4 separate regions of the Homo sapiens genome follow, and all the other regions are linked to region 1. A link is a loop called in an ENCODE intact Hi-C map of the cell type or tissue named here. Cell type or tissue: ovary. All regions are shown on one strand.

The links. A loop is a pair of places that touch in the nucleus more often than their neighbours do. Peaks named below come from ENCODE experiments on the same cell type or tissue, not always from the same donor. Only the 100,000 strongest peaks of a DNase experiment are listed, where the experiment ranks them.
Region 2: it touches region 1 in a loop (7-fold over the local background); 3 of 110 quality-filtered maps call a loop at or near these places.
Region 3: a loop joins it to region 1, with 2.3 times the contacts of the local background. A loop is called at or near these places in 6 of 110 quality-filtered maps.
Region 4: it touches region 1 in a loop (2.3-fold over the local background); 6 of 110 quality-filtered maps call a loop at or near these places.

What each region holds. Positions count from the first base shown.
Region 1 is chr2:69,008,452-69,016,451 of GRCh38, reverse strand. It overlaps ANTXR1 (ANTXR cell adhesion molecule 1), which reads right to left and starts at 3,273. Exons shown (of 18, transcript NM_032208.3): 1 at 2,801-3,273. The coding sequence starts at 2,952. In ovary, CTCF peaks have their summits at 3,226 and 3,427 (motif pointing left); DNase peaks (open chromatin) are centred at 2,661, 3,191 and 3,421; H3K4me3 peaks cover 3,002 bases; H3K27ac peaks cover 1,745 bases.
Region 2 is chr2:69,059,976-69,067,975 of GRCh38, reverse strand. The region is part of intron 3 of ANTXR1 (ANTXR cell adhesion molecule 1); the gene reads right to left. Among named protein-coding and RNA genes, the nearest start is that of MIR3126, 40 kb to the left of the region's middle. In ovary, no CTCF peak of the experiment used is centred here; no DNase peak of the experiment used is centred here; H3K27ac peaks cover 2,012 bases.
Region 3 is chr2:69,121,493-69,129,492 of GRCh38, reverse strand. ANTXR1 (ANTXR cell adhesion molecule 1) reads right to left here. Exons shown (of 18, transcript NM_032208.3): 11 at 6,407-6,476; 12 at 4,850-4,928. Among named protein-coding and RNA genes, the nearest start is that of MIR3126, 22 kb to the right of the region's middle. In ovary, no CTCF peak of the experiment used is centred here; no DNase peak of the experiment used is centred here.
Region 4 is chr2:69,196,202-69,204,201 of GRCh38, reverse strand. The region is part of intron 17 of ANTXR1 (ANTXR cell adhesion molecule 1); the gene reads right to left. LOC124906019 (a long non-coding RNA gene) reads right to left here. Exons shown (of 2, transcript XR_007086799.1): 1 at 1-8,000. Among named protein-coding and RNA genes, the nearest start is that of MIR3126, 97 kb to the right of the region's middle. RefSeq lists an enhancer at 6,390-7,589. In ovary, no CTCF peak of the experiment used is centred here; a DNase peak (open chromatin) is centred at 3,833; H3K27ac peaks cover 3,540 bases.

The DNA.
Region 1 (8,000 bases):
ACAGCACCTCCATAAACATACATGTAGGTACTTCTTTGTGACTATTTGGATTTTTTTTCTTTAGGACATGAAATTGCTCGATGGAAAGGAACACCCCTCATTTTTTAAAAGCATTTTATATGTGTCGCCAAATTATCTTCTTGTCTGCACTATCCGGTATGGTAGCCACATGTGGCTATTAAAGTTCAAATTAGTTAAACTTATATAAAATTAAAAATTCACTTCCTCAATCGCACTAACTACATTTCAAGTGCTCGAGTCACATATGGCTAGTAGCTACTGTATTGAACTGCACAGATATAGAACTTTTCTACCGACCTAGAAAGTTCTACTGGACAGCGCAAGTCTAGAAAGACTGCACCAATTTACATTTTCCCTAGTAAGAAATGACAGTGCCTATCTCCCACAAATTGGCCAATACTGAATATTGTAATTTTTAAAAAAGTTTTTGCCAACCTAATAAAAATCATATTGTTTGATTTTTTCATTTCTTTGATTAATAACGACCTTTTTAGTTCATTTATTGACTCATATTTTTTTCTCTTGTGAATTATGCACTTAGGCTATTTCCTATTGGGATTTTGCTTTTACTGCTTTTTATATATGAAAATCAATCTTAAGAGAGTGATTTATGTGGCAATAGTTATTGTAACTTCTTATGTTTTTTCATGGCTTATTTTTCATTTATAGAAGTGTAAAATTTTAATATATTCAAATCTCTATTTTCCTTTATGGTTTCTTCCTTATCATGTTTTAAAAGCTCTAAACCTAAGATTACAGTAATATTCATCTAAATTATCTTCTAGTTCTTTGATCATTTCATTCTAAATATTTAGATTTTCAACCTTTCTGAAATTTATTTATGTGTATGGTTTGTAAAGTATAAATCTAACCTTTTTCATTCTCCATGTTATCAATCACTTGTCCAGGAACCATTTTTTTTTAAATTAATGAATCATTATATACTGATTGGAAATTCCACTAAATGTTTACATGTGTTTGGATCTACATGTACTTGTCTTTTTAGATTTTCTACTCTATCCACCTATTCTTTGGCCTTTACCATCCTGTTTTTATTAATTTACATTATAATACATTTTAATATTTGGAGAGAGAATATGGCTTCATTATTCTTTTCCAAAAATGTTTCAGCTCTTTTTACCTGTTTTTTTTTTTTTTGCTAAGATAAGCCTAGAATCATTTTGTTAAATTCTTATCATCAAAACAAACTCTTTCAGAACTTTGACTGAAAAGTTGAATTCAATTTCTAAATTAATTTGGGGAAAACTGGTTATCTCTACAGTATCCATATCTCTATAGTATCTCTACAGTCATCCATTCAGAGACATGGTGATTCTGTCCCCCTTTTTTTTTTTTTTTAGATTTTCCTGAATATCATTCTGAATTGGCTTTTTAAAAAAGCACGGAGGAGGAGCACCTCCGACTGTTTTCATGCACTGTCTCTAAGTCTGTGAGCTGATGCTTCCAGCCACTAGAAGTAACAAAAGAAATTCCATTCCTTAGCACTGGAGCATATTTTCAGTATCCACCTTCTCATAAATCTGCAGAAAAGAAATCTCACTTTTCATCCAAAGAATCTGGAGTTCAAAACAGCCTTTACGGAAAAATCAAACTCCAGGGGCAACTGCAAAGCACATTTGGTGTCTAGCTAGCCAGCTTATTTTGCAGGACTCTTTTTCCAACTCCTAAATACTTTCCAGTCTGTGAAATCCATCTCCCCACCACTGTAACAGCAAAGCGCCTCTCCTGGCACTGGAGAGCTCACTCAGTTTTAATGAGCACGGATCTTCTGTGAGGGGCTTTTTATCGTTGAAGCTGGTTTTCAGCAGATAGCATGAAGCTTCCTTGGGTGACTGTGGCTTGGCAAACTTATGCGGATTTGGGAAGTGCTTCATTGGTCAGAATTCAGCTCTCCCTTGAGCAAATCCTAAAGCCTAACCACTTTTTGCAAGGAAACCAGGGCTCCTGCACCTCCCTGGTAGCCCACCAGTCAAATGGCCAAGAGCTTGAATTCACTACATCTGGGGTACTCAAGTCGAAGGGGAGGGACATTTGGCAATGTCTGGAGGCATTTTTAGTTGTCACCACTAATAAGGAAGGAGTGGGGGGCGGGGGATGTTACTGGCATCCAGTGGGCAGAGGCCAAGGATGCTGCTAAACATCCTACAACGCGCAGGACAGCCCCCACCACAAAGAATTACCAGGTTTCAATCTCAGAAGTGCCAAGGTTAAGAAACCCTGCCTTTCATTCTCACTCAGTGCCCGGTGAGAAGTATGCATTACATGATTAGGAGCAAAGATAATGCCTTCCGTGGGACAGCGTTTCAAAACAAAACAAAAAAACAAAAACAAAAACAAAATGCGACGATTGGCTTTAAAATGCCCAAGCCTCTAACTTTAGGAGTGCCTGTGCCTGCAAGTTCTGCCTTTGGTAAGCAAGCCTTTCCCACCAACACGGGAGGGAGTCACAGAAACTCAGCAAGACAATAGCATCCTCCAAGCCCCTTGCCTGCTCCTGGGACACAGAAAGCAAGACAGAAAAGAAGTCTGTCCCCTTCCGAGCAAGCGGCGTCGCCTCGGCTGCGGGCTCTGGAGCCGAGGCTGGGAGGAGCGCGCCCCAACAAAGGCGCAGCACTCCGCCGCCGCCTGCCGCGCGGTCCCTCTGTGGCCCTGGAGATGCGCTCCTGTCCCCAGGCGACCCTGCCAACGAGCCCGGCCCGGGGCGAAAGCGTTTTCGCCCGCTTAGCCTGGGGTGGGGGGGACAACTCGCGGCACTTACTTGTCCAAAATGAAGTACAGGTCAAATCCGCCGTAGCAGGCTGGACCCCCATCCTCCCTGCGTCCCCCTTGCCCGGCGCAGATGAGCACCAGAGTGGCCAAAGAGAGCCACTGGAAGCCGATGCCGAGGGCTCTCCGCTCCGCCGTGGCCATGGCCCGCAGCCCGGGGAGAGCAGGGTCCGCTCCTTCCCACGCTCCGCGAACTCGCCACGACCCTCAGGGACGCGCCATCCGCGGGCCCTTCCTCGCGGGTCCTTTATTCCCCCTCGCTCCCTCGCAACTCCCCGGAAGCAATTGTCTGGAGGAGTTCAAGGTTTCCCCTCTGGTTTCCGCTCCGATGCTGTTTCTGGGTTTCGGGTTTCAAGGATCCCAATCCTGTCCTCCGCTTCTTTTAAAGGGGAGGGCTGCCTCGGTCCGGGGCCGCCGGGCAGCTCCCGAGGCCGCGCCGAGCTTTTGCAATGGAAGGAGTTCCGTCCCGACGGTTCTTTGTCCCAGATTTTAAATATGATGGGGGGGGGGGGGGGTTTCAAATTGTTCTTGGTGGGGGCAGTGCTTTGCCTTCTCTCCTTCCTCTCTGCCCCCCTTTCGCGTTCTTACGGGGAAGAAAGTTCAAAGGCTGCCACCTTGTGGACAAAGGCGGCGAAAGCACGCGTGGGACCCGCGGGAGTGCGTCGGGGGCGGGGGCGCTTCCAGGCTTCGCGTATAAATTTCCTTGTCCTTACCATTCTCATGTGAGCTGTGCGTGTTTTCTTACTCCTTCCTTCTTCCCACGCACTTTCCCTTTCTTTTTCCGTGACCGCCTCTCCATTCTCTGTAGTCCTTCTATTCCTTCTTTTCCTTCCCTATCCTGCATCTTTTGATAAGGTCACTAAACATTGGATGAGAATTTGTTTCCTCCAACCACGGTGACTCCGGCTCCCCAGGCTAGGACCTTTGCAAACAAACCATTGTGCAGATGAAGTAGGGGAAAAACGGGACCTTTGTGGTATGAGTCATCAGAGTGACCTTACATGGTCTTAGTCTGTCTGGACCATAAAAGAGACTGTTGGGGTCCGGTCTGAAACCATCACAAACAACCCCACAGAGTGTGGTACTTAGGGCTGCTCCCGGCATGGAACAGCTGAGCCTTCTAGATGGCCACCATCTCCATCTTTTAGGGATTCTATGATAATAGTTCTTCTTTTCAGCCTGTGAACTTTGACATTTTCTCTCTATCTTTGATTTAGGATGGAGGAAGTAAACAGCTTACAAGAGTAGAGACGCTCCAAGCAGTTTGGAATTGGCAGGGAAGTTCCGTGCTAGCCTCTCTAAATTGGAGAATCAGCCTCTGAGCCCCAGTTCCGAGTGGTACCCCAGTTCTAGCTTCCTATTGTCTTCCGCTCTGGGAGCCCTCAGTGCATATGCATGTACTGTTTTCCCAGGATTCTTCCTCCAGACACACATATTCCCCTCCACTTGTGTGCCTCCCAGACCCTTATACCCCAATGTGACAGTCCATGGTGGTTTCCCCCAACATGTGTACCATGGAATCTTAGTGTCTTGGAATGCTCCACTAACCAATAATCATGTTGTCAAATCAGCCTTGAAGATTTGTCATGCGTAGCACTGACCTGCCTCCAAAATGAACCCAGTGTTTCTCACCTCCTGGAATTCACACCCCTTCCACCTTGGGTGAGACTGACCTGTGAGTAATTAAGAAGATGGTGTGTGGCTTCTGAGGATAGGCCATGAGAGATGTTGTGGTTTTTCCCTTCTCTCTTGGATCACTCACTGTAGGAGAGCCCACTGCCATGTCGTGAGAACACACAAGCAGCCCCAAGGAGGGGTCCGTGTGGTAAGGAACTGAGACCCCTGCTGGCAGCCAACACCACTTTGCCAACATTGTGAGTGACCCATCTTGGACATAGGTTCCTGACATCCTGTGAAGCCTTCAGCTGACTGCAGCCCTGTCTGACATCTTGACTGCAACCTCATGAGAGATCCCAAACAAGAACTACCCAGCTAAGCCATTCCCTGATTCCTGATCCACAGAAATAAGCGAATTTTTATTAGTGTTTTAAGTCTCTAAGTTTGGGGGCAATTTTAAATATAATAAAAGATAACTAATATATGCCTAGTATCATATTAAAGCCTTGAGAATTTCTGTAGGAAAAAAATTGCTGAACTGTGTTTCCCAGACTTACTTGACCATGAAACTGTTGTTTCATAGATAAAATGTATTAAACCCATACTTTGGGAATTATTGCTCTCAGGAAAAAAATAATTGGAGGGAGATTAAAATACCCTAACCATCCAAGTCTTCCTCTTCCATGTCTTCTTTCTCCTCAAAGGATTGAAAACCCATGCTGACCCCACTGCAGCTCGATGACTTGAAAGACAGTGAGGAAATCTATAGAAATCAGATGGGTAAGGGAAAGCAGAAACACTGGTGGGAGCTGGTAAGAGAAGAAAAGGGATATGACAATGTGATGGAGAGAGTGTTTATGGGATTGGCAAGGAATAGGAAAGAGCTTGAATGTGGAAAGCGGGTGGAGGGGTGAGATGAATCAGGGAAGCATTAAGAATATCTTCTCTCACCGTCATGCCCCCAGGGCCGTCTCAAGTTGTTAAGAGTTTAGGTGACAGAGGAATGTGTTGAGAGCTTTACAGGCAAAATAGTTTAGGAAATTACCCCGGAAGGAAGCAGGGGGTGTCCTGATAGAGCTCTTCAAAGTTACAGACACCATTATCCAAGATAGATGAGGGCATAGTTCTTCCAGGGGTGGGAGGAGAGAGGATATTCTGTGGGAAACAAGGTTATGGGGAAGGGGAGAAAGATCAAGAGGCTCCTCTGGACAAAGATGGTATTTTCCAGGGCAGACAGGCAGTGAGAGGAATTCAGATATTTGAGTGTCCCAGTGCCTCTGCCTCTCTTCCAGGATTCTAGAAAGAAGTCCATCTCTAGATCTTAAAATGCCTCTACCCTGCTCTCCCTCCAGCCTGAGGAAATACATTCCAGGCTGCCTCTTCTACCTAGAGGGCTTTGTGCCAGCCTCACTCACTGTAGGGAGGTGTTCTCCAAACATTCTTGAGAAGTGAGCTTGAAGTTGAGCTGCAGAGATATGGTTATTCGCAGGGAGAGTTTAAATACGACAAAGATGTCCATAGTCTATAACAGTGGTAAATGAAGCCTCTTCTGTGATCCCAGCATGTTCGCTCAGCGGGGGATGTTGTCAGGTGTCAAAAATTGGCAACAACTTTTGCCTTTGTTTGTTAGGCTGTAGTGGCCTCATAATTAGTGCTTGTAGAGAAATGGGAGAGGTGGGTCAGTCACTGCAGGCTAGAAGGCGGCTTGGGGAGAGTCTTGGTGGGTTCCTGCTAGCATTTTCCAGAATGATTTTACAACTCAGAGACATATAAATGTCAAGATCTTCCTACACAAATGTTACCATCCTCTTGAGGTAATTCTCAGTGTTCTGACTTGATTGGGAGTGTCCTGGTTCCTAATGCCTTCCAAGGCCTCCAGTGTTCTGGAAGAGGTTGATCAGCCTTTTCAAGGCCTATAAAGATAGATACATGAGGTTTGGAAGGGACTCTTCTGCTTCTTTAATTCAAGGCAGTGGAAGAACGATATACATGGTGATGTTCAGCCTGTGGATGGATATTTCTGGACTTGGAGAAGTACAGGAGAAAATTAACCATGCACGTGGGAGCATTTGAAGGGTAACCTGGAAGCCTAGGCAGGAAAGAGTTTCTTGCAGGAAGAAGTAGTCAACAGAGCCATATGCTGTGGAAGTCAGGAGGATAAGCCCTAAGAAAACTCCAGTGATTTGGCACAAGTGTCACTGTGTCACAAAGGAGCATTCCAGTAAAGTAATGCGAACAATGTTAGACTGTGCTGGGTTACCAGGAAGCAGAAAACTCTCTTTCAAGAAGATAAGGGGATAAGGGGTAACTTGTAAATGTTCAAATGTTTTATTTGCCACAAGGAAGAATCCCAAGATATTCAAAGGTACCAGGAATTTCAAGGTCCCTGCCTTCCAAAAGATTGGAGAGTTTGTCTGACTAGACTGATTGTCTCAAGGCTTTAGTCCTGCACTCTGATCACTGTTCTACCTGAATTTACTAGGCTTCCTTCCTTGAGACAGTAATTATTAAATATGCCCTGCCTATCTACAATATCAGCCTCTTAGTAACTCGCTCTCTCTTACTTGCCCTCTACTTTCAAACACATGTGAGCGAGCCCTTTTCCCCGGTTGTCAAACACAAAGTTTACTGTCCTAATAATCTGTCAAGAACTCACTGGGCACTAAGTGCCATTTGTCTGCATTCTTAACATTTTAGAAAAGGTTCCAGGTAACCCAGACTACCCCAAAAAAATTTGAGTAAAAAACAATTTTTTTTCCCTAGAGAAGAAATATTTGCCACAATGTGGAAAAATCTGATACTCTCCATAAAGTTTTATGTCAGTCAGGTAGGTCCAGTGTTTTCCAGGATCTTGGAGGATCCTGTAGTCTCTGGGACCACCATAGGCAAAAAGTGAAGTGAGTGTTCCCAGAAGCAATTAATCATCTGGAACAACAAAGTGTCTTAAGAATCTGAATCAGCTGAGTATTGACTTTTGGTGATAGGGAAAGCAAAGATACAGTAATAAAATTAAGCCCAGGGGCAGAACCATAGGCTAGAGCAAGATGTCCTGATGGTATCTTATAGGTCAAGCCAGCCACAACTTCAGCCTAGAAACAGTCAAAACCTCTTTGAACTCAGCATCCCATTGATACCCTATCCAAAGCCCAACCAAGTCAACCTTAAAAATAAATTCAGTTCAATAAGTCCCTTGACTCATTTACGGACACTCCAAAACCCATCCCAAAGCCCTGCTAACACCTACTCCAATGCAGTGATGAAACCCATTCAACACAGGCCCAATCAAACTCTGACCAATTCAGAGCCCTGCAAAAAATCAGCCTATTTCCTATATCATTGTCAGCCCAGAGGCAGATCCTGTTTAATCTGGTTTGCATCCCAGCTCAGCTAAGGCCACACAACATCCCTGTGCATCTTAAGTCACAGCCAAGCCTCTGAAGAGCACATTCTTACCAAGGATCCAGTCAAGAGTAATCCATAGTTTATAACAACCTAAAACGTCCATTTCAGATGCTCAAAAGGACCCAAAGACTTGCTGAACAAAAAGTTCGTTTCATTTAGACCAGAGACCAGGC
Region 2 (8,000 bases), 52 kb before region 1:
ATTCTCTAGGTTGTATTTCTTATATTACCTCTAATATTCCAATAAATCCCATCAAAAGGCATACTTTAATTTCAAACTCTGTTGTTTGGTAATGAGAAAGGGCATATATCCTGGAGAATAAAGATGAGAGCAGTGTCCCCCACCAAGGCCATGCTGGGGGCAGTGCATGGCACCAGCAATCCCCAGGCAGGGGGCAGCTCTGCCCTGTGAGTTGCCAGTTTCATGAGGGTCCGAGCAGCAGAGCTAGTGGCAAGGGGACATGACGGGGAGGCTGGGATAGGAAAACTGGGGTCTGTTTGTGAGCACACAGAGGTGGCACCATGGAACCCCTCATAATAGCTGGGGGGCACTATGGGGCAGAGGGATAATTTCTGACAGTTAGGTGAGAGACGCTTGGGCATTAAAAGTAAATATGATCTAATTCTTTGGTCACAGACTAGTGAAGTCTGGGACATTTGGGTAACACTAAAAGTGGAATATTGTGTTAAGACTTGAGATTTAAAAAGAGAGCAAAAAAAAAAAAAAAAAAAGGCTTCTTGGGGGTGTGGAAATATTTGCTTGGCTTCACTGTATTTTTTCCCTGCCAAATAAAGTCTGGGAACTGGGATATTTTCTCTAAGCCTATTTCCCTTTCTTTACAAGTATTTTCTTGACTTTTTTTTTTTTTTTGTACCAGAACAACCAAAGGCTGTTTTGGAAAATGTCCTTATCCTTGATGCTTTGTATCTGGCAAGATATGAACTCACTAGTTGCGAGTGGTGATCACAACCTCCCCATTATACCACCCTTGCTGCTCAAAAGATCAAATAACACATGGCCCCATCTCCCTACTCTCTGCCCTTCTTGAAGGACCCACAACATCTAAGCAAACAAAATGGATGGTTTCATAGGAATTGTGGGTGTGTTTTAGTTCTGGGACAACAGCACTATTAATAAGGGTCTATTCTTATTTTCTCTTGGAAACTGAAGGAGATTGGGAGAAAGATCTTTTAGGGGATGATAAGAACCTCTCTGAGGACTTGGTTATTTCAAGTGAAATGTTATCTTCCTGGGAAATGAAAGAGGCAGGGAATCCTATGAAGAGAGGCTGCTATTACAGAGCCCCTGTTTTCCTTGGTGGTTTCACATGTCTGCCAGTGTTCCTACTTAGAAGCTAAGGGTTTTAGGCCATTTGTTTTGTGTTCCTTTTGCAACTCCCACTACACTTAATGATTGACCTCAAGCAGGTGATTGTCAAATGAATGATTCCAGTTTGGGTGCATTCACCCATCATTCATTAATGGCCACTGCTATTTGTTGAGCATACACCATGCACCCAGCACTCTGCTGGTTTGTAGGGGTAGAAGGTGGGGAGAATCAGTCACAATGTCTTCTGGGCTTTCTGTTGTTCTAGGAATTGCTCTACTCTTCATGATTACTCTCTGGGATTCTGGTTGTGTTATGACAGTTTGATAACATTGCTGATGAAAACATTAAAAGATGAACACGTAAGAAAAAAATTAAATTAAAAAAAATAGCTGGGCATGGTGGTGTATGCCTGTAATCCCATCTACTAGGGAGGATGAGGCAGGAGAATCGCTTAAACCCAGGAGGCAGAGGTTGAGTGAGCCAAGATCATGCCATTGCACTCCAGCTTGGGGAACAAGAGCAAAACTCCGTCTCTAAAAAAATAAATAAAAGAAAGAAAAAAAAATAAAAGATGGACACACATAGAATGTCAAGAAGTGCTTCAACAAGCCTTTATCCCAAGTATTCTACTGAGGTTTCCACTGCAAAATCTCCCTTAGGATTCTGCAATGGCTATCATATTTTGGTTCTATAAAAACAACCTCCATCACCATCCAAAAATAACCCAATATCAGCTCTGCATTGTCAACTTCCTAGTCTTCTTGTAAAAGAGCTTATCATCTCTGGTACTCTTCCTTCTTCTTCTTTATTCTGAATTTGTTTTTGTGGATCTAGTTTACACCTGGTATCATTTTCCTTCTGTGGAATTGGACTCTTCTCAAATGCTTTGCAGTTGTTGCCTTTGGTTCTCAACTTACACAGTAAACACCTATCACTATTTATTACCACTAATGCCACTCCTGGAACATTCCCAGATGGCCTTATGGCTCCAATTGTTGACTATAAGAAAACAGTGTAGTGAACAGAAGAACACAGATTAATTAAAGACATTTTGCTGTTATTTTAGGAGTTATGAAGTTCTACAACCAATTGTAATCATTTGTTTACAATGTATATAAAACAGTCTCTTTGGGACTTTTACCTAAGCATAGGCCAAAATGATTAACATAATATCAAGATGCATGCTGAACCAAAGCTCCTCTTGTGTACTTTTTAGTGAAATACAATTTATACACAGTAACATGCCCAGATATTTGTTCATTTCCCTTATAATTGTTGAATATATTTCTATAAAATTGTTTATAATATTCCTTTATTATATTTTAACATTTGTAGGATCTGTAGTAATATTCCCTTTCCTGATATTATCTGTAAGTCGTATTTTCTCTCCTTTTAGAAAAATCACTTTTTTTTTTTTTTTTTTGAGACGGAGTCTTGCTTTGTCACCCAGGCTGGAGTGCAGTGGCACAATCTCAGCTCACTGCAACCTCTGCCTCCCAGGTTCACGTAGTTCTCCTGCCTCAGCCTCCTGAGTAGCTGGGACTACAGGTGCGTGCCACCACACCTGGCTAATTTTTTGTATTTTTAGTAGAGATGGGCTTTCACCATGTTAGCCAGGATGGTCTCGATCTCCTGACCTTGTGATCCGCCCGCCTCGGCCTCCCAAAGTGCTGGGATTACAGGCGTGAGCCACTGCTCCCAGCCCAGAAAAACCACTCTTACCAGTGGTTTATCAATTTATTCTTTTAAAATACTCAACTTTGAGCTTTGTGATTTTCTGTATTATTTGTCTTCTTCTATTATATGTCTATTTTCAATTTTATTGATTCACTTGTTATTATTTTCCTTTCCCTACTTATTTTGAGCTTAATAAGTTCTTTTTACTTTTTCATTGGTTTTAAATCATTTAATCTTTTCTTCTTTTCTAAGAAAAACACTTAAAGCTATACATTTACCCTAGGCACGTGACTTTAGCTGCATCCCACAAATGTTGATATGCTGGGTTTTCGTTCTTTGTTGGATACATTTTCTAATTTCCCTTGTGATTTTTCTTTAACCCATGGATTGTCTTTGACACACAGACTTTCTTCGATAACTTTTTATCTCTAGTAAATACTTTTTATGTTGAAGTCAGCTTTGTCTAATATCCATTCTAACTTTTTATGATTGATGCTTGCACAGTATATCTTTTTCCATTCTTTCACTTTTAATCTATCACCATATTTATATTTAAAGTGTCTCTTGTAAACCATATATAATTGTATGTGGTGGACTGTTATACTAATGTCCCCAAAGATCACTCCTCCCACTGTATGGTCCCTGTATGGTCCCCTCCCATACTGGCTGTGCATGTGGCCATGTAACTTGCTTTAGCCCACAGGACATCTGTAAATATGACAAAAACTAAGGCTCCATTAGCACAAGAATATTGGAGTTTGTTTTGTTGGACTGTTGCAGCCACTGTGAGGGAAAACCTGGTCTTTTCAACTACTTGAGAAGGAAGGACCATATTGAGAGAGAGATCTTCAGCTGTTCCAGAAGCATTGTATTTCCCAGCTGAGCCTAATCCCCAGCTGAATCCTATATATAAGCTGCATAAATAAGTCCAGGTGAAATCAGCATAAGAAATTATTGTTTCAAGCTATAATATTTGGGGTATATTTTATGCAGTAATAAATCAATGATATGCTGGATCTTGCTTCTTTAGCCAGTGTGACATTCTCTGCCTTTTATCTGGAATCTTTAGTTCATTTTATATTTAATGTAAGTCTTGGAGTGGTTGGGTTTGAGTCTACCATCTTGCTATCTTGCTATTTGCTTTCTAATGGTCACTTCTGTTCTTTGTTTCTTTCTCCTTTCCTATATCCTTTTGCATTGATCATGTATTTTTTGGTATTTCATCTAGTATCATCTATTAGCTTTTAAAAACATAAAGCTGTATGTCTTGTCTTTTTTAGAGCAGTTGCTCTGCGAATTATAATATGCATCCTTATTTTATCACAAGCTACTATAAGTCAGTATTATGCTACTTCTCACAAAATAGAAAAACCTTTTAATATTATATTTCCATATAGTTCCCTCTTATCCTTTGTGTTATTATTGTCATACATTTTATTTCTCTGTTTGTAACAAATCCAAAAATAGTGTTATTTCTGTCTTAGTCAATTGTCTTTTTACAAAATTATGAAAAGATAAAAAATAACCTTTTATATTTACCTAAATATTTATCATTTCTGGTACTCTTCCTTCTTCTTCTTTATTTTAAATTTGTTTTTTGTGGATCTAGTTTATACCTGGTATCATTTTCCTTCACCCTAAAGAATTCCTTTAGCATTTTTTTTAATAGCGCAGATTTGCTGCTGATGATTCTCTTAGGCATTTTCCCCCTTCTGAAAATGTCTAATTCTGCCTTAAATATTTTAACTGGATATAGAATTTTAAGTTGATTTTTTTCTTTTATCTCTTTAAAGATATTGGACCTTCATTCTCTGGATTGCATTTTTTTTTCCTAATAAAAAGTAAGTTATTTTTTTAATGTTGCTTCTCTTTAATATATCTTTCCTGCCTTCCCTCTGGCCGCTTTTTAGATTTTTCAGAAATTTGACTATGATGCACTTAGGTGATGCTTTCTTTGCATTTGTCCTGCTTGAGGTTCTTTGAGCTTCTTGGATCTGTGTGTGGATCACGTTTGGTATTCCAATTACACAAATACATGTTATCAAGTAGTATAGATCACTTGATATTCTCCCATAAGTCACAGGACTGGTTCATTTTCTCCCTCCAGCCCTCAGACTTTTCCCTTTCTGTCTTTCAGTTTGGATATTTCTATTCACTTGTTTTTAAACTTATTAATCCCTTTTCTGTGGTGTTCAATCTGGTTTTAAACCTATCTGATAAATTTTTTATTTCAAATAATGTATCTTTCAGTTCCACAGTTTTCACTTGGTTCTTTCTTTGAGTTTTCTTTTTTTAATTTCTGATCACCCATATCTTCCCCCCCATTGTATTCACCTTTTCCTGTAAATTATTTAACCTATTTATAATAGTTGCTTAAAAGTCCCTGTCCATTAATTCAAATAACTGAGTCATCTGTGGTTTGTTTCTATTAACTATGTTTTTCTTTATTGTGAGTAATATTCCTCTGCTTCTTCCCATTTTTCATAACAGTTTACATTTCAGTCACTGAGTATAAAAAAAGCAGTGGAGACTTCGGTATAATATTGATTTGTGTTGTTTACTCACTGCAGAGCATAAGGCTTTTATTCTTTGTGAGCTAGGGCGAGGGGCTGATCATTAGATTCCTCCTTGAGTCAGGGTGAGCTTGGGCTGGGCTGCACCTTTTGTTAGATTCATGTTCCCTGTTATTAGGCCAACTCCTGGACTTTTGCCCTGCCCTGCCTTTGTGATCTTCTCAGTATTTGAATTGGTAGATGGCTAGGTGCAGCTTCAGATATTTTTGCTTGACCTTTGTATTTCACTCTGGTAGGACTCCAGAATCCAAGCACAATGAGAATCCACCTAATTATGTGATTTATCTCTACTCTGCAGGCAATTCCTCCACTGCTGCTTTCTTGGAAAAATGCAGAAATGTGGGTGAGGGGGGATAACTTAGGCTGAGATATTTCTTTTTCATTTCAGATTCTAAAGCCTCCTTCTGGCACACATGTTTATGTAAGACTCAGCTGACTTTTCCTTATCCCTGCAGAGTGTCTGTCTATGGCAGACCCACTCCTCCAATTACCCAAACCTAGACCACGCATCCACCTTTAAGTATGGAAGCTTCTGCAGAACCTTCTCTGCTTAGCTATTATATAAAGGGTTTGTTTCTCTCTAATTCAGTTAATCAGTGCTTCCTGCATCTCTACTAGCCTCACGGAAACATATGAATTTTATTTTGTCTGGGCTTTTCTGGTTGACCATGGAAATGAAGGCTTTTCACATCTCTGAATATCATAAACAGAAGCAGACATACTTTACAGTTCTTTTCTAAATGTTTGTGACTACACATTTGTCTCAAATCAGAAAGAAAAATACTAGATGCTGATTACCAGCATACAAATACACTCTAGTATCTCTTATCTTAAAAACATTTTTTAAAGTCCTCTTTGATCCCACATCTCCCTCTAGCTACTGACCTATTTATTCACATCTCTCTATATGACACAGCTTCTTGAAACTTGTCTCCTCACTCCTTGTCTTTTCTGGTGGAGTCCTTCTTCAAATGTTTAGTGATCTTTGGCTGTCTGTCCATATCAAATGAATGAGACTAAAAGCCTTGTTGGAAGCTCTGCATGCATGGTGGGCATGCCAATTGATGAATGACCAGCTTTTTTTTTTTTTTTGGCAGTTGTTTTTTGTTGTTGTTGAAGACTCTCAAATATCATTTTATGTGTATGTATTTTTCCCTCTAAGACATTTATTTCTACAGAGAAGTAGTTTTCAAACTCTTTTCTTAGATTTTAAGTCTGAAATTGGACAAGGAAGAAGGCTGGAAGTAGCAACATTTGTTTTGCAGATGTCTCTATAATTTCTCTGTGCCTGGTGTCCCTGACTATGAAACCATTCTTGTGCAATTTTGTCAGAAAATATGCTTCTCCTCTCTGGTGGAGGTAAATAAGGGGTAATTTTCAAACTCTAGTGGGAAGGAGGGATGGTTCTGAAGGTTGAAGAGCTTTTAAACAATCAATATTCCAGTTTTCACTCTCTAACCCTTCCTTGCCTTTTGCAATATCCAGGTTTTGAGCTTTCTAGGATTCTACAAGGCTACATGGTTTGTTCATCTTCAGTATTTCCTTCCACAGGATTATATTTGACTTTTCTCCACAGTGCCATATCATTTGCCACTCTTCCTTCCCTTCTATTCTTATATGTGGTGTTTTTATGGTTTAAATATTTCTCAGTTTCCTCAAAGATGGTCTTTGTGCTTTTGTTTCAAGTTTTCCTGGTTTGGGGTTGGTTTTTTGAAAGAAAGGGGAAAACATCTTAACTTATCAAAATATTTTTATTTATTTTAATTTAAAAATCTCATTTTAAAGTTGGAAGTCCTCATTTTTTAACCCACTCTGCTCTGACTTTTGTCTCCACAACTCTGCCTCTGCTGAAACTGCTTCTAGCAAGGCCCGCTATGTTACCAATCCAATGGTCACCTCTCTGGCTTCATGTTCCTCAACCTCTTTCAGCATAAGACACAGTTGATGTCCTTCATTTAAGCAATGCTCTCTTCTCTGAAAGATTTGAGAGTAGATTTGTGTTTTATGGCATGATTTCCATTACACCATACTCTCTCCTTCTACCTTACCACCTGTTCTTTCTCACATTTCTATGTAAGTTGTTCCATCTCATCTAGAACTCTAAAGATTGGAGTTCCAGCTCCAGAACTCAGTAAGATCACCCATCCTCACATCAGCACTGTTTTACAAGGTCACCTCATTCTTCCATGACTTCAGAGCCAAACTCCATCAAAGAAGCATGAGCTTTGGAGGAAGACAGACTCGGGATGGAAATCTTATTCTACCAAGTGCTAGGTATGTCAGCTAACCTCCCTGAACTTTAGCTTTCTCAAAGTAAAACAAAGGTGTGGAATGCTAAGATCTACCAGATTTCTTCCAGCTTAGAATATTGCATCTGATTTGAACTGGGAACAAAAGAGCAAGCAGAAATAGAACCTGGGTATCTTCTGGGAACTGGAGAGGCCACACTTGGCAGACAGGAATAGTCCATGATGTAACACAGGATCCAGTGCAGAGCCAGAAGGGAAGCTGACAAAGAGGAGCCCATCAAGGAATTTTTAAAGGTTGCAGCATAAGCTGGCATAAAAGACAAGAGGGATGGTTTAATCACAGGACAAGATGAATTTGTCCAAACTCTTCTTT
Region 3 (8,000 bases), 110 kb before region 1:
CGTGAGACACCACGCCCGGCCTATTATACACTCTTTTATATGCTTGTTGGACTCTTTCTCCAACTGGATTTTAGGCTCCTTAAGGACAGTGACTAGGAGACACAGTAGGAGTTCAAGACATACTTGATTGATTTCTTGATTTTTGGACACTTTGGGTGGGAAATAATAGAATTTTTAAGTACCTAAAAGAAAACAATCTTCATGAAAAGTTCTTTATGTTTCTAAAATTTGCTTGCTTTGTTCAAAAGGACAAATCTCTTTTCAATACTTTACTGAAAGCAGCACTATATTAGTAATTTTCTCAACTTCTGGCTGGAGTTTGGTGAAGAAAAGTGAGGCAGTTAAGACTACAGAGATGGGTGTATTTAAATATCTGGTGAGAGAGGACTCTGGATGTTTGACCATTTTCTATAGTCATGGAGCTCACCAAAGTTTACCATTTGTATAGGAATGTTTTAGCTCTTGGACGGAAAAATCTCTTTCCTGTAAAACTCCATGGAATTTCTGCTTCTGGCTCAGGCAACAGTTATTCATTTGCAGACCTTGAAAACTTGTGACACAGGTGTCCAAATGGGCACCAAATAAAGTGAGAAAAGAAAAGTCTCAACTACATATTTTAAAAATATTTTTGGTTCCAGGTGATGAACTGGGCAGGCTGTGACTGGCATTGACAATATCCGTTTACTCAGACCCAGGGGATCACTTTTGATTGAAAAACCTTGTCCTCCAAACCAGCTTCCCAAGAAACAAACGAAAGTCCAAGACCTTACTTCATATTTTGGATACCCACACGTTCCACCTGCATCTCTATTTTGCCCAATGATAGTTTCAGCCTTTAATTTGAGTTGCTGTGTAGGACCTGGTTGGGGACTGGAGTTTTATGTTTGAATATGAGGCCCCTTTTCTGGATGAATTTGGCCATCTCTTCTTCCCCCTTTCAATCACCTGGGCTTGGTCTAGTGATAAACATGTACCCCCGGATACATGTTGTCTCAGAGGAGCCCCTTGGTTATAATGAGACTCTGAATTAAAGAGCCAGCTCTCTAGGAAGAATCTCAAATTAGTTAAAACTTTTTTCATTAAGCTTCCACTATAAAACAGCTAATAATTACTGAGCACTTACTACCTGCTAGGTCTTCTGCCAAATACTTTACAAATATTATTTCATTTAATCTTCACAATACTGATATAAATTTTTTATTATCTTAGTTTTATCGATTGGGAAATTAAAGCACAAAAGGGCTAAACAAATTTTTTTTTTTTTTCCAGAGATGGAGTCTCGCTCTGTCACTCAGGTTGGAGTGCAGTGGCATGATCTCAGCTCACTGCAACCTCCGCCTCCCATGTTCAGGCTGATTCTCCTGCCTCAGCCTCCAAAGTAGCTGGGACTACAGGCATGTGCCACCATGCCAGGCTAATTTTTGTATTTTAGTAGAGGCAGAGTTTTGTCATGTTGGGCAGGCTGGTCTTAAACTGGCCCTCAAGTGATCCACCCGCCTATGTCTCCTAAAGTGTTGGGATAACAGACATGAGCCATGGCACCTGGCTAGGGGCTAAACAACTTATTAAGGTCACATAACCAGTACACAGCAAAACTGATTCCCTGATTGTTCCCCCTCCTCCCTAAGTCTTCTTCTCCCTCTGTCTTCTTCCTGTCTGGCAGCTGATGGCAACTCCATCCTTTCAGTTTCTTAGGCCAAAACCCTTGGGACATTCTTGATTCTTCTCTCTCTCTAAACCCTATATTCAATGCTTTGGAAAATTCATTAGCTCTGCTTTCAAAATAAATCCAACTCTGACAACTTCTCTCCACCTCCATTGCCCTCCCCTGATTCAACCCATCATCACCTTTTGCCTGAAATATTGCCATAACCCTCCTAACAAGTCACACTGCTTCCATCTTTGTCTCTGTCTGCCTTCAGCCAAGTAATCTTCTAAATATAAGTCAGACCATGTTTTCCTCTGCTCAAAAGCCAAAGTCCTTCCACAACCCTGCACATCCTATCCCCAGGCACCTCACTGCCTGCTGCTATCCTGAGAGGGAATAAGGACAGCAGCAGGCGTGGAGATGCCTGGGGATGGCACCTCCCTGCCTGCTCTTCTGTGAACACCAAGGATCGCTGGCCACAGGGTCTTAGCATGAGGGCTCTTGGTTTGGGATATCCCACCCTTCCCCACACTCCCATAGCCTCATGGTTAACTTCCTCACTATCCAGGTTGCTACTCAAATACCACCTTTTCAATGTATCCATTACTCTATTTACAATTGGAACCTACTCGCTTAGGTAGTAGGAAATCCTCTCACTCTCCTCTAATTATCCTATAGCATCTATTACCTTTTGCCATAGCATGTAGTTTGTTTACTATGTTTATAACTCATTGTCTTCCCTTCCCCCATCACACAGGTATTTTTATCTGTTGCATTCTCTGATATAACCCAGGCACCCAGAGTGGTACCTAGCACATGGTGATCAATAAATATGTGTTGAATACATGATTGAAAGAACTTGGATCACAAATCTTAGAGTGGTTATAATTTTGTTGTAAACGAATACAGCATTCTCACATGAAAATGGAATAATGCAGAATATATTATGAGGTGGTCTTGATCAAGGGTCAAGTGAAGAGAAGATTTAGTGGCATGTGCTCAGATGAGGGAGATGTAAGATGTAACTGGAGGCTGCCGTGGGTTGGGAAGGTGTAGTGGGACTCAATGGGAATTCTTCTAATTTTGCAATGCATTGGCAAGGACACCTTTTCTTCTTAATTAGAGGCCCATGATTTAAAGTTGTAGCCCTGTATTTGCCATACCACAAGTTTAGTCCTGAGATGTCTTCCCTTCCCACTTCCTCTGCTCTGTGGTCTCAAGGGCAGTGGCTGTTTCTTGGTGGTATGGTCAGACATAATGAGAAATACAGATCCAACTGTTGGATCACTCAAAAGCTGGCAGGAATCTGAAATGGAGTTATTTGATTTAGAGTATTTTAATCATTTCCTGCAGGTTGGCAGGTCCCAGAAGGGTCAATTTTCAACAGGATCAGGCAGGATACACTTGAAGAAATTTCAACACTTCTGCATACAGTTTTTAAAATTTGGTGGTGTCCTACTGAGGCCTACAGACTGAGGGTTGACCAGATGTCTGAGACATGGACATTTCTCAGTGGTAACACTTCTCTGACACAATCCTAGTTTCTTGCTTTGGTCAAGTAAAACTTTCCCATCATCTGTACCTTTACAATGGGTTACCCTGCTTTCAAGAAAATTGGTTTGCTCCTAACACAAGATGAAAATTGGTGTTGGGGGCATTAGGAGGGAGACTGTTGTCCATCATGAGGACTGGCTTCCTGTTCTTTTATGATAACCCATTTCTATATTATCTACATTCAGTGCATGCCTGCTCTTTCTTATCCAACTGTGATGGTATTAAGGACACAACTCCAGTTACTGAGAGGTTCTAACAACACAGCTTCCAAAGGCCAACGAGGAAGTGACTATAGTATAATAACTTCCTAAGCTGACCATCAGGCCAAACATTAGTTTCTAGAATGAGCTAATGGAGAAATGTATTCAGTTAAAGAAACTGAATACGCCGACAAAGGTTATTTTGGAAATGCTCATGTTAGGGGCTGATGTCTTTTTTTAATTTTTTTTTTTGAGACAGGGTCTTACTGTCACCCAGGCCGGAGTGCAGTGGTGCAATCTCAGCTCACTGCAACCTCCACCTCTCGGGCTCAAGCCATCCTCCCATCTCAGCCTCCTGAGTAGCTAGGACTACAGGTGTGCGACATCATGCCCAGCTAATTTTTGTTTTTTTTGTAGAGATAGGGTTTCACCATGTTGCCCAGGCTGGTCTTGAACTCCTGGGCTCAAGTGATCCATGCACCTCAGCCTCCCAAAGTGCTGGGATTACAGGCCTGTGCCACTGTGCCCAGACAAGGTTGAGGTCTTGACACAAGCTAACTAAGCCCTGACTGCCCCCTGACAGGCTGAGCTCTGAGACATTGACAGTGGGCAGGACCAACTCCAGAGGCTGACGGGTTCTCAGTCACAGCTGCACATGACAACCTCCTGGGGATGCCGTGGAACCACCAAAGCTAGGGCTCATGCCAGAGGCTTAGGTTCAGTCAGTCTCGAATGCGGTCAGGGCACCAATCTTTTTAAAAAGCTCTCCAGGTGATTTTATATATAGCCAGGAATGAAAACTACTTGATGCGAAGGCTCCAGAGAAGGGCTATCTGAGGAGCTGGGAGAGAGAATGCAGTCCCCGCTCTTGCCTCACAATCCCTATTGTAAGGGCTCCTTCCCCACTCTCTCTCCTGCTTCATCAGTTTTCCATTTTCTCCTGGATTATTTCCACAATAATAAGCAAGTTGCAAATTCTCCCATCCTAAATAAAATGACCTCCCCAAACTCCACATTTTCCTTCAGCTCATACCCATTTTCCTGCATCCCTTTAGAGATGAACTCCCTAAGACGTTCTTTCTGTATATGCTGTCCAATTCCCTTCCGTCCATTCTCTCCTAAACCCACTCTATCTGGGACTCCACCCTCATTACTGCACAGACATAGCCCATCTTACCGTCTGGTCAGGCCAGTGACTTTAGATCTCCCCTTCAGCAGAAATGGGGAAGCTGGAGAACTTAACACAGACATGCCTGATACACTCTGGGGTACAGCACACCCCAATCCAGCCTGGGGCTGGTGGAGCAGTGCTGGGATCAAAGCTCAGCAAGCAGAACGAAGAACCAAAAAACTTTCCAGGGTACCTTTGGAGAAGATTACTGCTTAAGAAACGTTGATAGTGACAATGATAATGAGATCTTTAGTAAAGGGAAAGGTTATGACTTACACAGTGTGTGGTGGTGATGATGACAGAACTGGAGATAAAAGAGAGGCCATCGTTCATGCTGACCTGGAGTGCAGCTTTCCTGCAATGACAACAAGGGAAGCAGACTCTCAGCAGGGCGTGCAATGAGCAACAGGCTGAGAGCCAGACACACAGGACTCCTTTGGGCTCTGCTCTTAAATACCCTTGAGACTGGAGTCTCTTCTCCAGGGGAGGAGGGGTCTGAGTTTCCTCTTTTGTAAAATGTCGGGGGTAGTCTGTATAGCCCATCCTCCTTTAAAGTTTAGAGAAGTGTCAGGATATGCTTGGCTGGTATATTAAGGCAGTGCATTCAGACGTTCCGGCATTGCAGTGAGTGGCATTGAATGGGCAAAGCTTACTTTCATTTAACTTGCTTGTCACATTGTAGTTGGACAAAGTATTCTTCAAAAATAGTCCAAGTCAATGGGGGTAGACTGGGCTAACTATAAATGCAATATTCTGCTGTTATCTGGACTCTCAGTGATTTGATGGGGGTGGCTTTGTTACCATTCAACAGACTCACAGAAGTAAAGCAGAAGATGCATTTGTCTTCCATCTCTTCCCACTCTAAGACACTCGCTGGAAACTGACCTCTTGTTTTGTTGCATTTCGCAGCATGGACACTGAGCTAATTTGTGAAATCAGTGGCATCACAGATTGATGCTGGGCAACCAGAGTTGGAGGTTTCACAATATGAACACACGATTGAAGGCAAAATTCAGATGAACAAGTTCAACTTTTTTCCCTTAAAGCCTCCATTCTTTGTCTAGCCTATTATAGACACGGTTTTGGAGAGGTTATTTTTGTTGTTATTGTTCTCTGCACCAGCATTGCCTCATTTCCCATGTATTTCTTTTCTTGCTCAGGGTGCCCATTCTCTTTCTTCTGTTGATGGTTTTGATCTCATCTCACTAGTGCTTATTATAATTGCATCACCATGAGATTTTCCCCTATAAATTAGTTCAGGGAATTTTTTCCGGTCTGGGTGAACATCCGATGCTGCGCAGAGTCAAGGAAGGAGCACCGTGTGGGACATCAGAAGGCGTGAGTCTGGGGTCTTGGCTCGCCATGAACCAGCCATGGCCCTACTTGGCCTTTCTGAGCCTCCCTTTCTCTAAGGAGGAGATAACAATTATCTAGCGGGGCAATGGTGATGACAGAGCGAGGTCAAGTGTGTGAGAACTTTCTAGAAGTGTAGGTGTGATTAAGCCAGACAGACCTTGGATTGAGCCCAGCTCTTCCACTCACTGCTGTGTGACCTTAGGCAAGCTATTTAAAGTCTTGCAGCCACAGTCTCTATGTCTGTAAAACTGGGATAGTGGGAATACCTAGTTAATGGGGAACCTGGGAGAATGAAGTGAGATACTTTGTAAAACACTTATCCTGGCGTCTGGGTCACTGTAAACACTGGCTCCGTCATAAGCTGGAGGAACCTAGAGAAAGGCTCCACTTTCTCTAGATGCTTTCTTTTCCCCTGTCCCCGTACACCTCCTCTCTCTCTTCCCTGGCTGGGAGGTTCAGTTGCTGGTGAAAACTTACATGCCAACTTCTTTTAAGATAGGCGCTGGACACAGTAAATAAGTATCTTCCACAGAAAAGGGCTTCTCATCTGCAAAAAGGAAATCACTGGATTAAGAAGAGGGAGGTGAGTTTATAATTTCAAATTCAATGACTTCTAGAGAACATCAACCAAGTCCAGGGAGATACCAAAAAAACAAAAATCTTTTTGAGCTTAAAAACTTAAGCTGTACAGCAAACTATCGCAAGGACAGAAAACCAAACACCGCATGTTCTCACTCACAGGTGGGAACTGAACAATGAGAACACCTGGACACAGGAAGGGGAACATCACACACCGGGGACTGTTGTGGGGTGGGAGGAGGGGGGAGGGATAGCATTAGGAGATATACCTAATGTAAATGACGAGTTAATGGGTGCAGCACACCAATATGGCACATGTATACATATGTAACAAACCTGCACGTTGTGCACATGTACCCTAGAACTTAACGTATAATAATAATAAAAAAACAAAAACAAAAACAAAACTCTTGAGCTGTAAAACCCATTAGCAGTGAACTCAAGTGCTCCTGCCTGAATCATAGCTTCCTGTGGTATGTGCAGTTGAGTCAACTGGTGAGAAAATAGTGAGTGAACTCCTAGATAGAGCAGGAATCACTGAGGGGAAACAAGAAAATATTAGACTGGTCCTAAGGAGTTCCACGTCTAAGGGTAGTTGGAGAGATAAGCCATATTTGTGGAAAAAGTTTGCTGACAAATGACTTCACCAAAGTATCATTGGGCTTCATAAGACAGGAAGCTTCCTGTACATGGCTGTCATAGTCAGGTCTTCGGAAAGCACAAAACATGAGCTATGCTTTTGTGCAGAGATGGGGAAGAGACATTCTTGGTTGGAGGAATGGCATGAGCAAAGACAGGGCATACTAAAGGCATGTTCCAAGGTAGGATATAAGAAGAATTTGAAAAGATCAGTATAGAAAGTTTGGTCAAGTTCTTTGAGTTAGCCTGAGGGATTTGCACAAAGTTCTGTAAGTTATAGAAAGAACTTTGGTGGGTTTTTGAGTAAAACTGAAGTGATGATTTTGGAGGTCATAGCAGATGTAGCTGTAGAAGGTGAATCAGAGTCGGGGACTCTTGGAGTAGGGAAGTTCTTGTGCTTCTTCTAATGGATGACCAGGAAAAAGCTTAAAGTGGCTTCAATTCAAGCTCACTAAGAACTTCATTGTATCCCAGTTTCTGGGGCCAGAGACAGGGTTGAGAAGTTATTATACTAAGTATATAATAGTCATCCCTTCAAGCCTCAGCTTTGATTGGGTACATGTGCTGTACAAAAAGGCTGTGGTAGGGCCTACAGGTGAAATGAAGATGAATAAGATCTATGTCATTAATCAGGCTGTGACTACAAGTTCCTATAACTAGAAGATACAAAGGAATACATATATTATTAAAGGATAATATTCTGCTTTTGTTGTGACACTGATGTCGCTTATGATATCTGCAAGTCATGACTGCAGAATATAGCTGACATTAAACTCTTGCCTGAGTGAAGGTTAGGAAGCTGCCTGGGATGGGAGATAGAGGACACATCTGAGTGCTAAGCACAACGTCCCCA
Region 4 (8,000 bases), 190 kb before region 1:
ATTCTGATGATTCTTAATTGAGGCCCATCACGGAGATGCTGAATGTCCCTCGAGATGATCTTTTTTGGTGCCATCAGCTGGAGGAGCAGGCCCGCAGAAGCCAAGTGGCTAGACATGATCATCATGCTTAGACAAAGTAGCAAACCTCCTAAAATATTACACACTTGGGTAAAATTCTGACCCTAGAGCTAATCCCTACCTCCCTCAATCCTGATTTTGTTTGGAAGGGAAAAAATGAGGTCGGAGAATTTGAACAGGGTTGCTTTATTCCCATCCCTGTCTGGTTCAGCCTTAGCATTTACTTCTCTGTTTGCTATTTGCAACCTGATTCCAGGACTCGACCTTCTGTTGTTGCAGCTGTTTGGGAGATGAGACAATCTGAAGTTGAAAGTCCTACAAGTTGAAATTGAAAGAAGCTACAAAATGATGATGATGATGATGATGATGGTGATAATAAGGAGGAGGAGGAATGTGTGTGAATGTGAGTGTGTAATGCTTGTGGAAAAAGGGGGATCAGATTGTGAGGATTGGAAGAGAGGGAGAGGGAGGGGGAAAGAGAGAGGGAGAGGAAGATTGCTCAACCATAGCAATTGCTTTCATACGTATTTACTCAGAGACAGTTCCTACCATGGGAGAAAGAAGTTGGTGCAAAAAAAATCCCAAGATGGTATATTTTGCAGCATCAACTTTGGGTTTAACATCTCTGAAAAAAGTTAACTTTGCAGGTTTTGGGTACAGTTGGTTTTTGCTGTGGACAGAGAGTGTTTTGAACTTTTTATTCCTTAAATTCAGCTAACTCAGCCAAAAATTCTAAGTACTCATGTCCCCCTCCAATGAGACAGCAAAGGAGAGGCTTCCAAGGGTGAGAACTGAATGAATACTACAGAGAATTCAAACATCCAGGGAAGATGGCTGTGCCAGAATAAATCACACCCTCTAGGAACATTTCCTATAATTTGCTCTTTTTTCTTCCTTTTTCTTAAAATGATCCGTTTCTTACAAAAATTTATAAAAGGTCAGGAGACTTTCCCTCCAGATCTGTTGGGACCTTATACCTGGTGTCAGATAGGAATTCTGAAGATGTCCATTTACACAACATAAAGAGCTAATGTAAACTTAATTGTTTATTGTGCAAGAAAAACGACTTTCATGTAAGACTTCAATATGTAGATAACTTGGTTCTTTTGGTCATTGCTGGTTTGAACATAAAATAATTCTGAGAAAAAGTTTTTCCTACAGGTTAAGAGGTAATTAAAATTCTCTGAAATCAATGGCAGTTTTCAGGGAGAAGGAAGGGAAGAAAATAAGCTCCCATCTTTTCAAATTATTTATACCTACCATTTTATTTAATCCTGAGACATTCACTCTGGAATGTGGAGAAGTGCTGCCAGCATAGGAGCAATGGGGTTCCCAAGGTGTGGCTGTTTCCAGGAGCTCCAGTTCCAGCTCCTCCACTCCTCCAGCCACATCACAGGGAGAACAGAGCCCATCACTTCCCACAGGGATGTCCTCACTTCCTGCCCTCTCACTCATACCTGGGATCTACAACCCATGTCACTAAGGAGGACTGGCACTTCCTCCTAAGCCCTCCAACCCCTTCTCCTAAGAGTTCCTGCAGTCTAACAGTGAGTTCTTGTCTTCAACCCCTTCCTCTACTGGATCTCTGCCACACGCACTTAATCACGCTCAAGTCTTACTAAGACAAAGAACTCTTTCCAATTCTAGATCTCCTCCAGCTACTGCCTTGGCTCTCCCTCCCATTGTTTGTTAAGCTTTGCTCCCAACCCCATCATCCCACAGAGCTCGGGTCACTAAGGGCACCATAACCTCCTTACTGCTAATCTTATTAGATGATTGCTCTCAGTTTGCATCTTAATTTCCCATCACTTGACACTCCACCCTCCTCCATAATGTATTATTTTCCCTTGGCTTCCATGACCCCAGACTTTCCTCTTACAACTTCTCTTTCTCTTGGCTGGTCCTTCTTAGTCGTCTTCTTGCTCTATTTCTTTTCTCCACCCTGACTTAAAGGATGTGACCCTCAGGGTTCAGTGCTTAACTTCTTCTCTCTACCCCTCTCCCTGGTTTCCCCTCTAGTCACATTGGTCTCAACTGCCATGGCCAATGACTCTCAGATCTTTGCCTGCAGCCCAAAACTCTCACTGGAGCAAAACTGCCCCCTGACTAGGGTGAGGCATGCGAGGTGTCTAGGGCACAAAATTTAAGGAGGCATGTACTCGCAGGTCCCTACTTTCACACAACCCTGACAGTGAGCAACCCAGAGAGTTCCTGCCCTAGATGCCTTCATGCTTCCCCCTGGTCCTGACCTGCTGCAGGTCCTTTTTGTTTGGATGTCCCACAGGCACTGTGAACTCCACAAGTTAAAAAGTGACGTCCTCATCTTCCCTCGCAAAGCTGTCCTCATCCTGGTGAATGGCAGGCAGCACAGTCAGCAATGTCGCTTGGGCCAAATCCTGGAGGTCCTCCTTCACACTTTCTACCCTCTCATCCTCTACACCCAGGCAGTTACCAAATCTGTGATTATTTGCTCAATATCTTGTGAATCCAAGCTGTCTTCCTTGCCCACCACTCTGCACTTCAGGGTGCCAGCCTCTCTCACTGCCGCTATGTCCACACTGCAGCCAGTGCGACCTTTCTAAAATGCACATCCGATTGCGCCTCTGCTTAAAACTCTTGCAGTAAGTCTCTACTGTCCTCAGGGTGGAGTACAGCCTCGTCAGGCTGGCAGAGCAGGCTCCCACGGCCGGCAACTCAGGTTCCTCTTCACCACAGTCCCTCCTCTCAGTGCCTCCCACTCTGTCCTCCTCTGTACCCTGCTCCTTGTGTCTCCCTGAAGGAGCCACAGTCTCACCTGCAGATCTGTATGCAAGCTTCCCTGTCACTAGAATATTCTACCTCCCCAACTCCATTCCCCCTTCTTGTCTTAGCTTAAATGTCCATTCAAGAAGGCATTTGGACTCCAAGGCTGGTGAGATGCCTTTCCTGGGTATAGCTCCCACACCTCATGTGCTCAGCTCCATCACAGAGCCTTTCACACCAGGCAGTGTTTGGGAGCTTCCTGTTTGTCCCTGTTCCTCGAGGGCAGGGACAGGGCTCATTCATTAATCTTGAATATCAAGCACTAATACAGTGCTCATTGGCTCTTAGAAGACATCTAACAACTATGGGTTGAATGCATGAAGGAGTTCAGGAATCCCTAGTGTTGACTTTCAAGTCTGAAAGTCCTAAATTCAAGCCCCAGACCTCCTTACCAGCTGTGTGTCCTTGGAAAAGTTAGTAATTTTCCCTGAGCCTCAATTTCTGTTCTTTAAAATGGAGATCATCATTACCCCAAGTTACTGTGAATGGGTTTATGCTTCTGTAAACATTTGCAGTTCATACAGTGCATGACACTCTCTTCTCTTGCACACCATACATACATACATACATACATGAACTCCTGGAAGCCAGAGTTTAGTCCTCTGCTAATGGATATCCCTAGTGCTCAGCCCAGAAATGGATTCTTAGTGGGAGTGCAATTGGTTTTTGTTGAGGGAAAGCAGCCATGGCAGGCCTTAGAAATTGGCAGTGAACAGGGAAAAGAAAAAAAGGAAAGGGGTTAGAAGAAAGAGGGAATGCAGGAAATGTGAAGGAGAGAGAAGAGAGGAGAGAGAATGCAAGAGTGCAGACACTTTCTCTGAGGCCTGCTACAGGAGGCTTATCTGCTTTAGAAGGACTGGGCAGAGGATAACCTCTCTCCTGGAGGATAACCTGCCCAGGCTATTCTCGCCTCTGCGACAGTAGGGAGACATGGTGCCCATGTGACTGGCCTCACGCCCTTATTGGAAACAGCTGGGGAGGATTTCACAACCTCTGAGGCTTCAGATGAGTTTCAAACATTGTTTATGTACATTTACGTGTGTGTTTCCCTGGGTCTCTTCTGGTTGCAAGGAGATCCAGGCTTGCAAAACAAGCCCTGAGTGAGCTTTAGTATTTTGTTCTTGCAGATAGTAATGGAATGTACCGGCCTCCTGATGCCAGATCTGAAAACAGATGACATCCAAACCCAGTGGGTTCTCTGGGAGCACGTGAAGTGGGATGGAGTTCGATTTGGAGTAAAAGTGACTGGGGAGGGCTCAGGCTGGTTGGTAGATGATTGAATTCCATCCAGAAAAGACATATGAGGCTGAGTTCTATTTTCTCTTTTCCATCTTCTTTACTCAAGCAGTAGCAATGACATGGCAGCCTCAGTCTAGATTAACCATCTTCCTGATAGGAAAGGGACTGTTAAAAGCCCATGAAGAGTGTGATCAGCCTATCTTACTCTTGGGGTTTCTGAAGGAACATGGGGAGTTGCCTTTAAATTGTTTCAAAAAGGAAAGAGAAGATGCTGCCCTGAGTGAAAAAGAGGGAATTGGACCACCTCACTGCTTCTCAACCTTAGATGCCCATTAGAATCACCTGGGGAGGCTTTGTGATTCCCAGGTGATCCTATAAGTGCCCAGACCTCATCACAGAACAATTAAACAGAACCTTTAGGGGGGGACCTTGAAAGCTCTCTAGGTGATAACAATGTGCAAACACATTGAAAACCACTGGAGTCCACGCTCTGATCTCTGAATTCCCTTATGTTTCTGTGTTTGAAATTAGTAATCTAGGAACAGAATATGTGAAGATGGGAGATTTCTTCACAACTCACTGAGGCTTAATATTTAGATTTAAGGTAGACTAGTTATTCTCCAGTTGTGTCAATAGGTGCTCTATGGAGAAATATAGAAAAGGGGCGGCTTGGTGGCCAAAGCAGTATAGAAATATTGCCTAGGACCCCAGACTCTCAGGGTGAGAGGTACTCTGAAGTTTGTTTGGTTCCTTATCTTACTGGTTTTCAAAGTGTAATCCCCAGACCAGCAGCATCAGCATCACATGGGAGTTTGTTAGAAATGCTAATTCCCAGGCTCCACCCCAGAACTTCTGAATCAGAAACTCCGAGCATGGGTTCAGCAAGCTGTGCTTTAACAAACCTTCTAGGTGATTCTGATGCTCAAGTTTGAGAACCATTGATCTGCTACAGGAATCCCCTGTGTCCTGGCCTAGTGGTTAATTTGTCTTATCCGTGTTTGGTAACATTAGTTACCTGGAGCATTAGTCTCTGGGGCAGCCCGTTGTGTTGTTGAAACTTGCATCCTTCAATTCTTTCTGATGAAATTTGTTTCCCCATTGTTTCTACCTATGGGGCTAGCTCTGTTCAATGGGATGGCCCAGAGTAAATCCAAGTCACTTTCTATTAATACATCCACTTCAAGGCATTCAAGATAATTTTCTAGGACTTCTCATTTAATATAACATATGGCCCATAGCTTCCAAAGGAGCCTTTCCCAAATCTACACTAAAATACTCAGGAAGATGCAGAAAAGGTGACAATTCGCATTACCATCAAAAACAGACCGAGGGGGTGGAAGTGTGGAAGAAAATTTTTGTGAAAATGTATGTTCTCTTGAAGTAGGGGAGGCTTCTCTAAATTTGAAACAAAAGGCAGGAATCATAAATATTTATAGATTTGACTGTAAAATTGTAGAAAACTTGAATATATTTCTAAAAAGTTAAAAGGTAAATGGCAAACTAGAAAAAACTTTGGACATATATTACATGGTTAGACTTTAAATGTCATAAGGATTAAGTACCACATACTTAATGCAAGCACAGGATCTGATACATAGTAGGCTTTCAAAACATTTGATTAATATATGAATGAAGATGGGTTAAGAAAATGATCACAGGAAACCAACACTAAAATATCCAGTGGAAAAATGAGCCAAGTCAAACCAATTGACAAACGAGAAAATAAACATTAAAAAAATCGTTCTACCTCAGTAATAATAAAAAATACAAATTAGCACCTATCAATCAAATAGGTACGTTAATAATATTGAGGAGCATCTGGGGAGATGGGCGTTTCATAGGGGGCTAATGTGAGGGTTAATTTGTATAATCTTTTGAAGGGCAATTATTTGGCCATTTGTATCAAAGCTTTAAAAATTTGCACACTATTTGATCCAGTAGAAAGCTGGACCTTTTATTCTAAGGAAACATTTGTGAATGTGCACAATGATTTGGCAATAAGGATACTGACTGCAGCTTCATTTATAATAATAGATACTTGAAAATCAATCTCCAAAAAGGGAAGATATGCAATGTAATATGACATGGTCATTAAAATGATATTATTCAAGGATATGTAGTGACATGGAAAGATTATTCCTTGACAATGGTGACGTGATAAGAAACAGCTTGCAAAGTGGAATGACACGCCATATCATCATGGACCAAGTAAGTTAAAAAGCTCTCATGACCCCTTGAAGCGTTCTTTCTCAGAACATTCTAAATTCCTTCAACCATTTGCCCTTGAAAGATGAGCAAATTTTCTGAACTCAAAGAGTGGCCAAGCTGTGCAGGAAGCCTTGGGGACCATCCTGGACCATCCTGGGACAGAGGTTCTAACTTCCAAACCTTCTCACCTAGGCTCTGTCAAATGTGTTCTGCTTGGGCAATGCCCCCTTTCAAGCATGAGTCTGGCCAGCAACTTTTTGTATTTACAGGAAACTGTGGGAACAATGAACAATATTACCAAGCTAGGTTCACTCGGTAGAGAGGATGGGAAAGGCATTCCAAGCAGAGAAACCTAGCAAAGGTACAGAGACACAAAATGTCCTGGCATGTTCAGGGCATGACCAGCAATTAATTCCACGTGCTCAGAGCCCATTTGGAGGTGATGAAGGAATCTGGGGTAAGTAGCGTATGAAATGGAAAGGCTTGCCTTTCTAAATCAAGCTAAGGATTCTGGGTTTTCCCACAGTTTTTGCAAGTCTGAAGTGGAGGCATGGTGTGTTGAGGTTTGGTTTTACAAGGAGCACTGTGGTGGCTACCTACTGGGAGCAGGGGACACCATGTGCTTAGTAAATTTTAACAATCTTAGAATCAGATGTGCTACTGGTTTGCTATTTAGGTGGTTTCCTTTGGCACTTTCCCTTTTAAGTTGGCCCAAGCATTTCCTGGTGGGCTCCAAGGAACAATGGGACCATGAGCCCACCGCAGGCAAAAAGAGGGAGACGGGTGATGGCAGATGGAAAACACTCGTGTTCCCTGCTGCCACCCCTGACCTGGGGCTTGGATGGTTCTGAGGAGGTGGGTGCCAATCCCAGGGAAGGGCGGTGGCTCTAGGCTCTGGCTCCCTGAGCCCCTGCTCTGTGCTGAGCTGGAGGCCTTTCAGCAGCCTCAGAGGCTCTGTTGGTGGGCTTGTGTCTGCATCTGGAGGGCTGGGGTGGAGTAGCTGGGGGGAGGATGAAGGAGACAGGAACTAAGGAGGAAAATTTGCCAGGTTTCTGTGAGGTCAACATGTGTCTGAAGCAACTTAGAATGTAACCGAGAATGCAATTAGGTGATTTTTGTTTTTGTTTTGTTTTAAAGAAAAAATTCAGAACCTGTGACTCTTGTTCATGAGCACATGCCTGGATGGAGTCATTTTGAGTTTATGGAAAATGTGGTCAGCTCCATAAATCAGTGCTGAAGAATTCTTACAGACTCACCACCATGCAAGCAAGGCAGGCCTCTCTAGTGAGTCTCCTAAGGTTATGCAAAACAAAACAGAAGAAGCATATAGACAGAGCTACAATATTGCCCCCCCTGCCTCGCCTGGAATTCTTTCCTGAGTAGCCATAGGCAGCTATGAATTCTGGTTCTTACCTCATCTGTGACCTTTCTTGTGTAACTCCATGTGTACATCGTGTGGCTGTTGCCACGGCAACAAGGACACAATTTTCTGTATCGATTTCTCTCATGTATCTTATTTTAGCAAGACTTCCATAAAGAAAGGGCACTTAAAAGTAAACTGGATAATCATAATTTGTAACAGTGTTGAGAGTGTGTTCAAATGTATCCAAATTCTTAAGCTTCTTATATCTCAAATCTATTATTTTGCATGGCTGGAGAATAAAAGTTCAAGG